Linked DNA regions of Homo sapiens: regions 1 and 2 are each linked to region 3. Evidence: chromatin contacts called from ENCODE Hi-C or POLR2A ChIA-PET data. All regions are on one chromosome and are shown on one strand. The core of a region is the stretch at or near the end of the contact, and the rest is flanking DNA. Distances in the headings are between cores, read along the strand shown.

Evidence for each region. A loop is a pair of places that touch in the nucleus more often than their neighbours do. ChIA-PET counts read pairs that join two places held with the same protein, here RNA polymerase II (POLR2A). Pooled maps may share reads with other maps.
Region 1: a loop to region 3 is called in a map of OCI-LY7, with 4 times the contacts of the local background. The contact joins the promoter of LRRK2 here to the promoter of ABCD2 in region 3. A Hi-C loop is called at or near these places in 4 of 168 maps with a recorded cell type or tissue (B cell, GM12878, OCI-LY7 and 1 more), 19 of 37 single-sample maps with no recorded cell type and 15 of 50 pooled maps. POLR2A ChIA-PET finds 5 or more read pairs at or near these places in 1 of 52 experiments (OCI-LY7).
Region 2: a pooled map shows a loop between it and region 3 (10-fold over the local background). The contact joins the enhancer-like site here to the promoter of ABCD2 in region 3. A Hi-C loop is called at or near these places in 6 of 37 single-sample maps with no recorded cell type and 8 of 50 pooled maps.

The regions. Positions count from the first base shown.
Region 1 is chr12:40,222,483-40,226,450 of GRCh38, reverse strand. It overlaps LRRK2 (leucine rich repeat kinase 2), which reads right to left and starts at 1,454. Exons shown (of 51, transcript NM_198578.4): 1 at 1,169-1,454; 2 at 811-896. The coding sequence starts at 1,319. It overlaps LRRK2-DT (LRRK2 divergent transcript), which reads left to right and starts at 2,629. Exons shown (of 9, transcript NR_186757.1): 1 at 2,629-2,792. It overlaps LINC01779 (long intergenic non-protein coding RNA 1779), which reads left to right and starts at 1,548. Exons shown (of 1, transcript NR_186584.1): 1 at 1,548-3,375. RefSeq lists an enhancer at 41-130 and a silencer at 1,329-1,688.
Region 2 is chr12:38,770,764-38,774,578 of GRCh38, reverse strand. The region is part of intron 7 of CPNE8 (copine 8); the gene reads left to right. Among named protein-coding and RNA genes, the nearest start is that of CPNE8, 130 kb to the left of the region's middle. Within about 2 kb of position 2,443, at least 4 of the 41 ENCODE cell types and tissues checked have a DNase peak (open chromatin) inside an H3K27ac peak, as active enhancers do.
Region 3 is chr12:39,617,546-39,621,786 of GRCh38, reverse strand. It overlaps ABCD2 (ATP binding cassette subfamily D member 2), which reads left to right and starts at 1,984. Exons shown (of 10, transcript NM_005164.4): 1 at 1,984-3,110. The coding sequence starts at 2,172. RefSeq lists enhancers at 364-443, 1,673-2,192, 2,503-2,582.

The DNA.
Region 1 (3,968 bases), core at 205-2,704, 610 kb before region 3:
TCCAAGGAGTTCAAAGTCCAATTCTCTTTCTCTGCATGAGTTAACATGCAGATGACAAAACTGATTTCAGTTCCCCAAATCTCTAAGTGCTCCGAAGGAAGTTATCACCTTGGCCTATAATTTTGTTTTGACTGTAAATCATTCTTAATTACCATTTTTAAGGCCCCCTTTAAAAAAAAATCCAAGATACATAGCAAATTTCTGGGTTTCCTATGGTACAGATTGTAAAAGTTTCACTTCTACATGCATTTTATATGACAACAGTTGCAAACTATGAGGGTCTCATAAGACATCACTTTCTTTAGATACTACAAGGTATACTACAACTAAAGGCTAGAAATCTTTGAATTTTAAAAAGTGCTGAACTCTACAAGAGTTTGCTAGTGACAAAGTTGCATTTTATCACTATTAATTATTCCCCTTTTCCAAACTATTCATAATCTTCTCATCTAGGACATGCTCTGTATTGGGAAGATACTTGGAATAGTCAAGTCTAAACACTAATGAATTCATCTTGCCAATAACGAGACTAAAACCGAACCCATTTTTATCCTCCTTCTACCACCATCCATACTGTTGGTTTTATAAAGTTACTTCTTAAAGACACTCAGGGAACACATACTGGGGCTCTTCATCCCGTTTACATTGCGTAATGATTTAACAATATTCCCATCTTAAAATCACAGTCAGAGGTTCCTCAAGCCAAATTTTGGGAATAACCAAGAACTCTCGGCTATATTAACATTGCCAGTAAAACGTCTCCTTCCAAACAGAAGGGAGAATGAGTTGAAGTGAAAACAATGCCTTTACCTGCTGCACACTCGCGACTCTCATATAGGAGTCCAAGACGATCAACAGAGGCACATGGATATTTTTGCCTTGAAATAACTTGGAGGCTGGAAAACAAGTGGGTGGGGAAAAGAAGCAAAGTCACAATCCACAGCACCCCCTCTCCTTTTTAGTCTGAAACGGGGAGAAAAGTCAAAAAGGTGAAGACCTTCCTGAAATTCTCAGCTGCTTTCTGCCCTAAGGAAAGGATATGGGAGTTTGCGGCTCCTTAAGAGTCCGGGTTTGAGCAGGGTCAAGGGGAGGAGGACAAAATTTGCAAATGTAAGGAGGGGGAGAAAGTTTGCAAAAATAAAAGCACAGTTTATTTTCAAGTGATTACCGCGCTCGGAGTACGTGAACACCAGCAGATCCTCCAGGATTTGGACCAGCGTTTCTATCTGTTTTCCTTCCTGGACATTGTTCAGCCTGACTATCAACTTCTTCAGAGTTTCCTCGTCCTCTTCGCACCCCTGACAGCTGCCACTAGCCATGGTGGCACCTGCTTCCAACCCGCCGCCCTCCCAGCATGAACGTCCGCTGCTCAGGGAACCGGCAGGGGCGCCGGCCACAGCTCCCCGGGGGCGAGCTCAGCTCACCGCCCGCAGCCAGCGCTCCCCGCGGGCCCCATCGGCGCCCACGCCCGCCTGTTTATGAGGAAGGAGGCAGCTCCCCGCCCCGCGTTGCCCTCCCTCTCCGGAGCCCTCCTGCTCGGCTTCCTCCTCCCCCACTCAGGCCCCAAAAACGAGCTCAGGGGCCTGCCAGAGGCTCCGCCGAGGCGACGGGCCGCGCAGAACTCTGGCGGCGGCCGTGGGGCTGCTGGAGCCGGGCCTGGCTGGGATGACCGTGACCGTGGCCCCCACGCACGCCTAGACCGGACCCCGGGCGGACGCCGCCTCCTGGGACCAGATTCCACCGCAGCGGCGGCGCGGCCGGGAGTCGCGCGGGAAGAAACTGACTCAGCGGACTCCGCTGAGTCCACAGGCCCGGAGCCCCGCAGCGGAGGCGCGCAGTGCGCAGCCCGGCCGGCCACCCTCCGCGACCCGCCAGCCGGGGATCCTGCGGCCCCACGGAAGGTCTGGGAACTGGGAGCAGGAAAAATGAAAGCCGCCTATCTCCAGATCTAAGAATAGAAATCAGGGCGCTGGGAAAAGAGGACACCGCCCAGATGGCCCCTTTTAGGAATACATTGTCTTTAGAGTTCCACCTATAGGGAGATGAGCAATTTTCCCCCAAAGGATGGAAAGAGGGGTTAGCCATCAAAACTGCCCCCGCTACTCTTTTTTATGATTTTTTGTGACTGTTAGTGGGAGAGGAAATAAACATTGTTTCCCTGTGAGTTATCTGAAGCTCTGGTCACCAAAAGGCCACTAAATTAACTTTTGGAAATTTGAGTTGCACTAGGCAGGATCCTGATACTTGGGACACCCGAAAAGTAATCAGCTCTCAGAGCTATTAGAGCTGAGACAAAGGACAGGGTACATGAAATGAAAGGTGAAAAGTTGAGAGAAGCAAACCTAAATACTCTTCTCTTGGTATTCAGAAATACTTATGAGTATGGGTGTCTATAACCCCAAAGTTTTTTGGTTTTGTCTTTTGATTGTTTGTTTGTTTGTTCTGTTAAGTACCTAAGTAATGTGTTTTTAGGAAAAGAAACCTAGCAAGAACATTGTAGACAAGGCTAGGCAAAGATGATCTATCCTTCAGGTGATGTGTCTGTCCTCAAGATCACTTACAAAGAAGAGGATTGGACTGGAAGTTACTACTTCACAATTTTAGTTTTGTTTTCACATCTGTTACTTCAATCCTGATGACAATTCTGAAATGGATACAACTACTACTATGTATCCTTCTTTCACTAGTGAGGAAATTGAGATTTGGAATTGAGAAGTGAAGAGCTTTGCTGGAGTCACACAGGTGGGAAGTTGAGAGCCAGGACTTCAACCCAGCAAATCTCCTAACTCCAGGTAGAAGGTTCTTCATGCTCTACCACTTTAATAAGAATGCTCTAGACTTTGTTAATACATTAGATTAGTAAGATAGCAAACTCCTACTCAACCTGGATATTGGGTCTATGTCTTGTTGTTATAGAGTCTTTAACTTTTACAGAGACATGCTAAAATATTTATAGTTGAAATGGTTAGGATTTCTTTCAAAGTCATCCAGTGGTGGAGGAAAAGATGAAATGTGTGGAGATAGAGATAACGATAACAACTTTTGAATTGATAATTGTTGAAGATAATATGAGATGGGTTCATGTGGTCTGTTCTACTATTGTATCTATATAAAATTTTCCATAATTTAACAAAAAACTCCCAATCTTACAATATTTATCAGACCTACAGTGTATTATTTTCTAAGTTGTTTCTAAACTTGTTTCCATTTCTGATGACTTAATCAATGTCTCAAACATTTCTAGGCATTCTCCATCTCATGCATTCCTTCTGTTCCTCTGCATTAGTTTCTCCCTTCCTGTTCTACTGAATTACAACCTTGCAAGAAATTAAAACCTACCTCCCTTCCAAAGAAAAATAAATCTAAATTAAAAGATGTCTCCTAATTTCCACAATTCATTCATCCATCTATTGCCTATTTATTATCTACTCTATATTGGCCAGACTGTGAGTAGACAGTGTGAAAATATGAATTATTTGTTGGGAGCATTCTCCCATGAACTACTGCAGTGTTAAGGTAAAGTATTCTCTTAGTTTTCAAAAATGTTTAATTGATTGACTGAAATTCCAAGATTTATCAACTCTTCAAGTAGTTAACAAGACTGAAAATGAAGATTAAGGCATGAATTTATGATGGAAGCAGGGTTCAGTGGAGAATAAAATGGTGCTAGAACATTTGGCTAATTTCCTGAAAAGAAAAAAAATAAAACTGACATTACTAATTACAGCAAACATCAAATAGATTAAAAAGTTAAATAAAAATAACTTCAAAAATAAAATATAAATTAATAGTTATATAATCTTGAAAAAGGAAACATAAAAACAAAAAAGAAATCACATAAGGGTAGTATATGTGACTCCATCAAATTTAAATTTTCTGCAGTCAAAGAAAAAATACCCAATAATGAAACTAGAAGTCAAACGGCAAACAGGAAGAAAAAATTTGAAATACATATGATGAAATACAAT
Region 2 (3,815 bases), core at 1,194-3,693, 850 kb after region 3:
AAGTTTGATACTATAATGTACATAAAAGTAGTTTGCATATACTACCCAGTGCCTTAGAAAATATAGCATAATTATTTAAATGCAGCGATATTACCTATCCTATTTTTTTAGTTAAAATGATACAATGATTTTTTAAATTATATTATCATCTAATCATCATTTATACTTGTCTCAATTTGTAAATGTTTCAAATAATATATGTTTTGTATGATAAAGGAGGAAAGAAAAAAGGAAGTTCACAGTCAATAAGATACATGTTCTTTTTGGTGATATTAACATGCTATTTTGTCAAAATCTTGAGTTTATTGAGCAGATTTTATGTAAATGTGTCATGAATACAGTACTATCTGTTCTATTTCAAAGTAGAGCCAAGATACCAAGACACAGGTTGAGTATGGACAGGCTGCATCCTAAATATCTTCCACTTTCAGTTCTACTCTCTTGTTGGAAGAGCCGGGAAAATTCTTTTACCAGGCCTTAGTAAATGAAAGGGAATGTGTCATTTAGTGGTCTAGGTATTTTTATCCCTCTTTTTACAATTAATTCAATAACATCTGGAATTATCTTTCAATGAGTCAATACATATTTCTCATACTTAGAAATTATAGTTTAATATTTTTATCAATATTGTTTAAAATCTTGGTGTAACTTCATCTTATGTTTTCTATGTCCTGATTCCTGGCTATAGCCTTATTGATCATCAGCATCATTATTAATACTAATAAACTTGAAATAGTATTTCATTACTACATTAGTATAGTAGAATGCACAAGTGTACTCAAAGAAATGTTCATAGTTACTTCAGAAGAATCAATGCTTTTTAAATTTATACTTTAGGGAACATTAAAAGTATTGGGCATTATTATTTATAATGTTGAATGCAATCATTTTAATTCACCTACAACATCATAAAAATCTACATTTTTCTTTAAAACGAGTTGTCAGTTATTAACTTGTACAATGAACATAAGCTTTAGAGTCAGCTCACCTACATTTTAGTCTTACCTTTTTCACTATTTAGCCGAGTGAGGTTATATTGTTGAAGCTTTAAGTTATGCATTTGTAAAATGACAATTTTTTTAAACCAGTTTATTAGGTATAATTGGCATACAAATAACTGGACATATTTAATGTATACATCATGATGAGTCTGGAGACAGGTATATACCCATGAAACCATCACCACAATCAATGTCATATATTAGTCACTTACAATGGTTCCCCCTACCCTGCTTATTTATTATTAATATTTTTGTGATAATAAACAGCATAAGATTTACCCTTTCAGCAGATTTTTAAATATACAGTGCAGTATTGTTAACCATAGGTACTATACTGTATATAGTAGATCTCTATGACTTATTCATCTTACATAACTGAAATTTTGTGCTCCTTGATAATACCTTCCAGTTTCTTCTTCCCCTCAATCCCGGGAAACCATCATTCTACTCCCTGCTTCTATAATTTTGACTATTTTAGAATCCTCATGTAAGTTACAATATGTAGTATTTATCTTTTTATGGCTGTCTTATTTCACTTATATAGTGTCTTCCAGGCTCATCTATCTTGTTGCAAATGGATGGATGTTCTTCCTTTTTAAGGCTGAATAATATTCCATTGTTTTACATATATATGTGTGTGTGTGTGTGTATAAATTTTATATATATATAAAACATTTTCTGTATCTATTCATCTGTTGATGGACACTTCATTTGCTTCAATATCTTGACTTATTTGTGTATAATGCTAGAATAAACATGGGAGTTCAGATATCTCTTCAAGATACTGATTTCAGTCTCTTTCTTTGGATATATACCCAGAAGTGGGATTGCTGGATCATACAGTAGTGCTGCTTTTAATTTTTGAGGAACCTCCTACTATTTTCCACAGTGGCTGCACTAATTTGCATTCCTAGCAACAGTGTACAAGGGTTTCCTTTTCTCTACATCCTCACTGACACTGCTTCCTTTTGCGTTTGTTTTTTGATAGTAGGCATTCTAACAGGCGTGAGCTAATCTTTTGTATGGATTTGCATTTCTCTGATGATTGGTGATGTTGAGCACCTTTCATATGTGTGTTGGTCATTTGTATGTCCTTAGAGATATGCTTATTCAGGTTCTTAGCCCATTTTTAAATTGGGTTGATTTTCTATTTTTTATTTTTATTTATTTTTAGTTTTTGCAGTATTTTTGAAGATTTGTAGGAGTTCCTTATATATTTTGGAAATTAACCTTTATAGTATACAGTATCTTAGTCCATTTTGTGTTGCAATAAAAGAATATCTGAGAGTAGGTAACTTATTTTTAAAAAGAAGTTTATTTAGCTCACTCTTCTACCAGCTGAGAAGCTCAAGAGCATGGTACTGGCTTGTGGTAAGGGCTTTCATACTGTTTCACATTGTGGCAGAGAAAGTGAAAGTGGAAGCAGACATTTGTGAACATAGGGACACCTGAGGGGCACCCTAGCTTTATAAAAACCCACTCTTAATAGAATGAACTCATTCTGAGAGAATTAATCCAGTCTCATTCAAGACTGTGAAAGCAGCACCTACCTATTTATGAGGGATTCACACCCATAACCCAAACACCTTCCATGGGGCCCCACCTCCCAGCACTGTCACACTGGTGATCAAATTTCGATATGAGCTTTGGTAGGGACAAACAAGTCATAGCAACCACAGCATATTTTCTCCCATTCTGTAGGTTGCCTTTTCATTCTGTTGATTGTTTCCTTTGCTGAGCAGAAGCTTTGTAGTTTGATGCAGTCCCACGTGTATTTTTGCTTTTGTGGCCTATGCTTTTGTATCATATCCAAGAAATAATATCCAAGGCCAATATCACAAGGCTCTATGTTTTCTTCTAAAAATGGGAATATTATTAATTCTTCCTTTAGATGGATACTCTATAGGAAAGAAATGGTAGCATTTAAGGGATGTATAGGTCATAAATTTATACAAATATTTATTTGTAGTGTAATAATCCTAATTATCTCAACTTATTTTGATACAGTTTTATTCAAATGCAAATTTTATATTTAATTAAATGCCACAGTAAAAACTAATGTAGTTTAGAAATTATGTTGGGAGTGTATCTTCAATCAGTATTTTTTTTTTAAATACGGGGTCTCACTCTATTGCCCAGGCTGAAGTGCAGTGGCACAATTTTGGCTAACTGCAGGCTTTGAGCTCCTGGGCTCAAGTGATTCTCCCACCTCAGTCTCCCTCCTAGCTGGGAACATAGGCAGGCACCGCCACACCTGGCTAATTTTTTTTTTTTTTTTTGATAGAGATGTGGTCTCACTGTGTTGTCCAGGCTGGTCTTGAACTCCCAGACTCAAGTGATCCAAGCCCCCCTTGCCCTCCCAAAGCGCTGGGGTTACAGTCATGAGCCGCTATGCCTGGCCTTTTATGTAGTATTTTAAAAGTAGCTTGAAATTTTTCATAAAGTATATTTTTTGTTTTTATTTATTGATTGATTGAACAGTGTTTACAAAATGTTATTATGTCCTTGGAATGAATGCTTAGAATAGAATGGCAAGAAAAAAACAGTACAAAACACAACACCACAACCCCCAAACCTGGTCCTTGTTTTTAATGAACACATAGTTTGTGGGAAAGAGAGACATTAGTCGGCTGACTATGCAGGTAATATATGTCATGATATGTGACAAGTGATTCAAATATATTATGAGAGTACAGCAGGGATCTAATTTATATTAAGCCTTGGGGGAATCACTGGGCCTCTTTGAGAAAGTGACATTTAAGCTAAGACCTAAAGAAGGAGTAGTGTTTGCCAGCCCAAGGATAAGAATTCCAG
Region 3 (4,241 bases), core at 735-3,234:
AATGTAAAAATCATTCCTAGCTTAAGGGTCATATAAAATTAAGTGGCAGGCTAGATTTGGCCCACCAGTTGTAATTTGCCAACTTCTGTTCTAGCTTGATGCATATTTTCCTAAGCTTTTAATTGACTGGAAATGTGTATGTATGTTGGGGGCCAGCTGCTGGTGAACAAAACTGGCTGTAGCTACTGAGCATACTCAGTGTCACTTAGAAATCCCCAGAAGTTTCAGAATATATATCACTTTTGTAAGATTTCAGTAGATACCACAAGCAGAAGAGCAAGCAGAAAGGGAGATTTCCGAGAATTTTAATGAGATGGGGGGCGGGGACAGTGAAGAGCAAAAAAAATGGTTTTTCCATATCCAAAAATATACTCAGCCCTGACTTAAAAAATGCTCTTGGCTGGGCGTGGTGGCCCACGTCTATAATCCGAGCACTTTGGGAGGCTAAGGCAGGTGGATCACTTGAGGCCAGGAGGTTGAGACCAGCCTGGCAAACATGGCAAAACCCATCTCTACTAAAACTACAGAAATTAGCCAAGTATGGTAGGCGCACCCTCGTAATCCCAGCTACTCGGGCTGCTGAGGCACCAACCTGGGAGGCGGAGGCTGCAGTGAGCTGAGATCGTGCCACTGCACTCCAGCCTGGGTGACAGAGAGAGACTCTGTCTCATAAAAAAAAAAAAAAAAAAAAAAAAAAAAGCTTTTTACATTTTCAAAAATATGCAGAATTGTCCTTGACTGTTGAACAATTTAAATCCTCCATTATGGATGTGAAGAATTTTAAGACTCTTAGTTTTTATCAAATAACCAAATGGAAATAGGAAGTAGCCAGTAGATTATCTCTACAGCTAAACAAAACAAACAAAGCAGAAACCTGCAAAAGACAAAGCATTCTTGAAAAATGAAGTAAGGTCCTAGAGAAGCTATTTCCACCATCCAACACCAGCTGAATTCCCAAATGGTTAAACTTTCACTATAAGTGCTACCCCACTCCAAGTAAAAACTACCTAACACATGGGAGTAGTAAACATGAAACATTGCTCTCATTTATTTAATAGTCGTCACCTTGTAAATAAATATGAGTACATCAGATCTCCAGTTATGGGGCTGGAAGATTTTTAGCATAAGGACAAGTAGGATGCAGAGGAAAAAGGGAGAATGGCTAGAGGCATAGCAAATAATTATTTTCTGTAACACGGAAGACTTTTATCCTATTTATTTACAAGGGAAACCCTCGATTACAACTTGTCTATTAGGTTCTGAGACCTTTTGTGAAATCAGACCCCCAAAAAAGCCGGGGGGATCTGTGAAAAACAGATCCAAGTGTATTTGATATTTGGCATTCTCCGGTGTCCCTCCCACTTGTCACTTTCTTTTCTGATCCGTTTCAGATTCATTCCATATCCTTTTCATATTCATTTTATGTTGATCCTCTTGTCCCTCCTCCCTCATTTTCGTGGTTCCTTCTCCCTCCTCGTCTCATTAAAACTCTTGCAAATCTCCCTTTCTGCTTGCTCTTCTGTTTGCGGTAGCTGCTGAAATCTTACCGAAGTGATGTATATTCTGAAACTTCTGCGGGTTTCTAAGTGACATTGAGCATGCTCAGTAGCTAGGGCCGGTTTTGTTCGCTTGGAAATCTCCCTTTCTGCTTGCTCTTCTGTTTGCGGTATCTACTGAAATCTTACCGAAGTGATGTATATTCTGAAACTTCTGTGGGTTTCTAAGTGACACTGAGCATGCTCAGTAGCTAGAGCCGGTTTTGTTCGCCAGCAGATGGCCTGATTCGACCTCTCCAAAAATAGACATTTTAACTCTCTGAACTCCTGTTTAAGGAAGGATGTAATTCGCTTTGCTCTCTCCTCATTTTCAAGGTTCAAAGGGAAGCTGCGAGGATTCCAAGGTCCCACCGCCCTCACAGCCAATGAGGGGCCTGGGAGGGAGGAGCTTGGTGCAGCTTGAGCTTCTGAGAGAATCATTCCCGGTAGATGCAGCGGAGTCTGAGCTCTGCTGCATCTGTCACAGCAGAACAAAATTAAAAACACAACAGTGGAAGAGAAACGCTGCAGACTATGGGACGCTGTAGGACTTTCTAAAACATTTGCTGGGGATTTCTGTGAAGCATGATCTTTTAAAACGAATTCTTTTGGAAGCCGGTTTGGGTAACTGGGAAAATGACACATATGCTAAATGCAGCAGCTGATCGAGTGAAATGGACCAGATCGAGTGCTGCTAAGAGGGCTGCCTGCCTGGTGGCTGCGGCATATGCTCTGAAAACCCTCTATCCCATCATTGGCAAGCGTTTAAAGCAATCTGGCCACGGGAAGAAAAAAGCAGCAGCTTACCCTGCTGCAGAGAACACAGAAATACTGCATTGCACCGAGACCATTTGTGAAAAACCTTCGCCTGGAGTGAATGCAGATTTCTTCAAACAGCTACTAGAACTTCGGAAAATTTTGTTTCCAAAACTTGTGACCACTGAAACAGGGTGGCTCTGCCTGCACTCAGTGGCTCTAATCTCAAGAACCTTTCTTTCTATCTATGTGGCTGGTCTGGATGGAAAAATCGTGAAAAGCATTGTGGAAAAGAAGCCTCGGACTTTCATCATCAAATTAATCAAGTGGCTTATGATTGCCATCCCTGCTACCTTCGTCAACAGTGCAATAAGGTACCTGGAATGCAAATTGGCTTTGGCCTTCAGAACTCGCCTAGTAGACCACGCCTATGAAACCTATTTTACAAATCAGACTTATTATAAAGTGATCAATATGGATGGGAGGCTGGCAAACCCTGACCAATCTCTTACGGAGGATATTATGATGTTCTCCCAATCTGTGGCTCACTTGTATTCCAATCTGACCAAACCTATTTTAGATGTAATGCTGACCTCCTATACACTCATTCAAACTGCTACATCCAGAGGAGCAAGCCCAATTGGGCCCACCCTACTAGCAGGACTTGTGGTGTATGCCACTGCTAAAGTGTTAAAAGCCTGTTCTCCCAAATTTGGCAAACTGGTGGCAGAGGAAGCACATAGAAAAGGCTATTTGCGGTATGTGCACTCGAGAATTATAGCCAATGTAGAAGAAATTGCCTTTTACAGAGGACATAAGGTAAGATAGAAATTAAGGTGATGGGTGAAATGTGAAACTGTTCAAGTTGCCACTGCAGTGCCAGATACCATCTGTTGTCCTGTCGATGGACCCACTTCTTTAGTGTCTTAGATTCCTCTGACATCTAAACCTGAATTAAAATATATGCTTCATTACCCCTTTTAACTGTAACCAGTTAAAGGATTATAGGGTGCAAACTTTTCTAAAGTTTCAGAAGAATAAAATTTGCAACACTCTAAAAAAGTCTACTTAGCCTCAGTTACTCAAATATGCTCAGAATTATTTCTAACGCATTTTCTTAAAACTTAAATCCCAACTTGGTAGGTCATCCTAAAGCACCTACCAGAAGAAAATATATATTTAGAAACTAAGACTAAACATATTTCCACTGAAATGGAAAATTTAGAATGATATTCTTTGTTGTTCCTTTGTTGTCCAAGAGGGGGGAAGAGCCAGGGTTTCTTATAGAAGACATTTTTAACAATTTTGCATGTCTGATCAATATGGAGCATCCCCATTCCCAAGAAGCGTAGGAGAGTGTCTCACAAAATGGCATTTCTACTACTCTTAGTTCATGTTCAGCACTGTACTTTGACAAAATGAAAAGAGGAAGTGAAATGAAATTTTGTCTAGCTTTGAAAAAAAAAAAAAGCTGAAATTAGAGAAGAAATGAGGAGTACAAAAGGAGTTTCAGAATGTTTTTAATTATTAAAGATTTTCAACATTAAGCAGATCCCTAAAACAATTAGCCCAATTATACATACTAACAGTGCATGAAGGTAACTTCAGAATATGAAATGACAGAAATTTTGAAGGCAATGCAATCTTAATTTAAATGACTTGGTGAATAAAATAAAGTATTCTACTGTTGAAGATGGCATGTCAATCACCAAGCAGAATTATTTAATTTTTAAAGCATCTGTAATTATCAGTGTCTTTAATAGCAGTAGCAACCTGAAAAATAATATTTAAAGTAAATTTAGGAATCCTACTCCCACTTGAAAATTGACCTCATATATTGTATTATATCATATTGATTTGTGATTCTTCTTGAACTATTGAATTCAATGATATAAATTATAGTGTGCTTAGACTTCTTGCATAAAAGACAAAATCCAACAAATTGAGTCA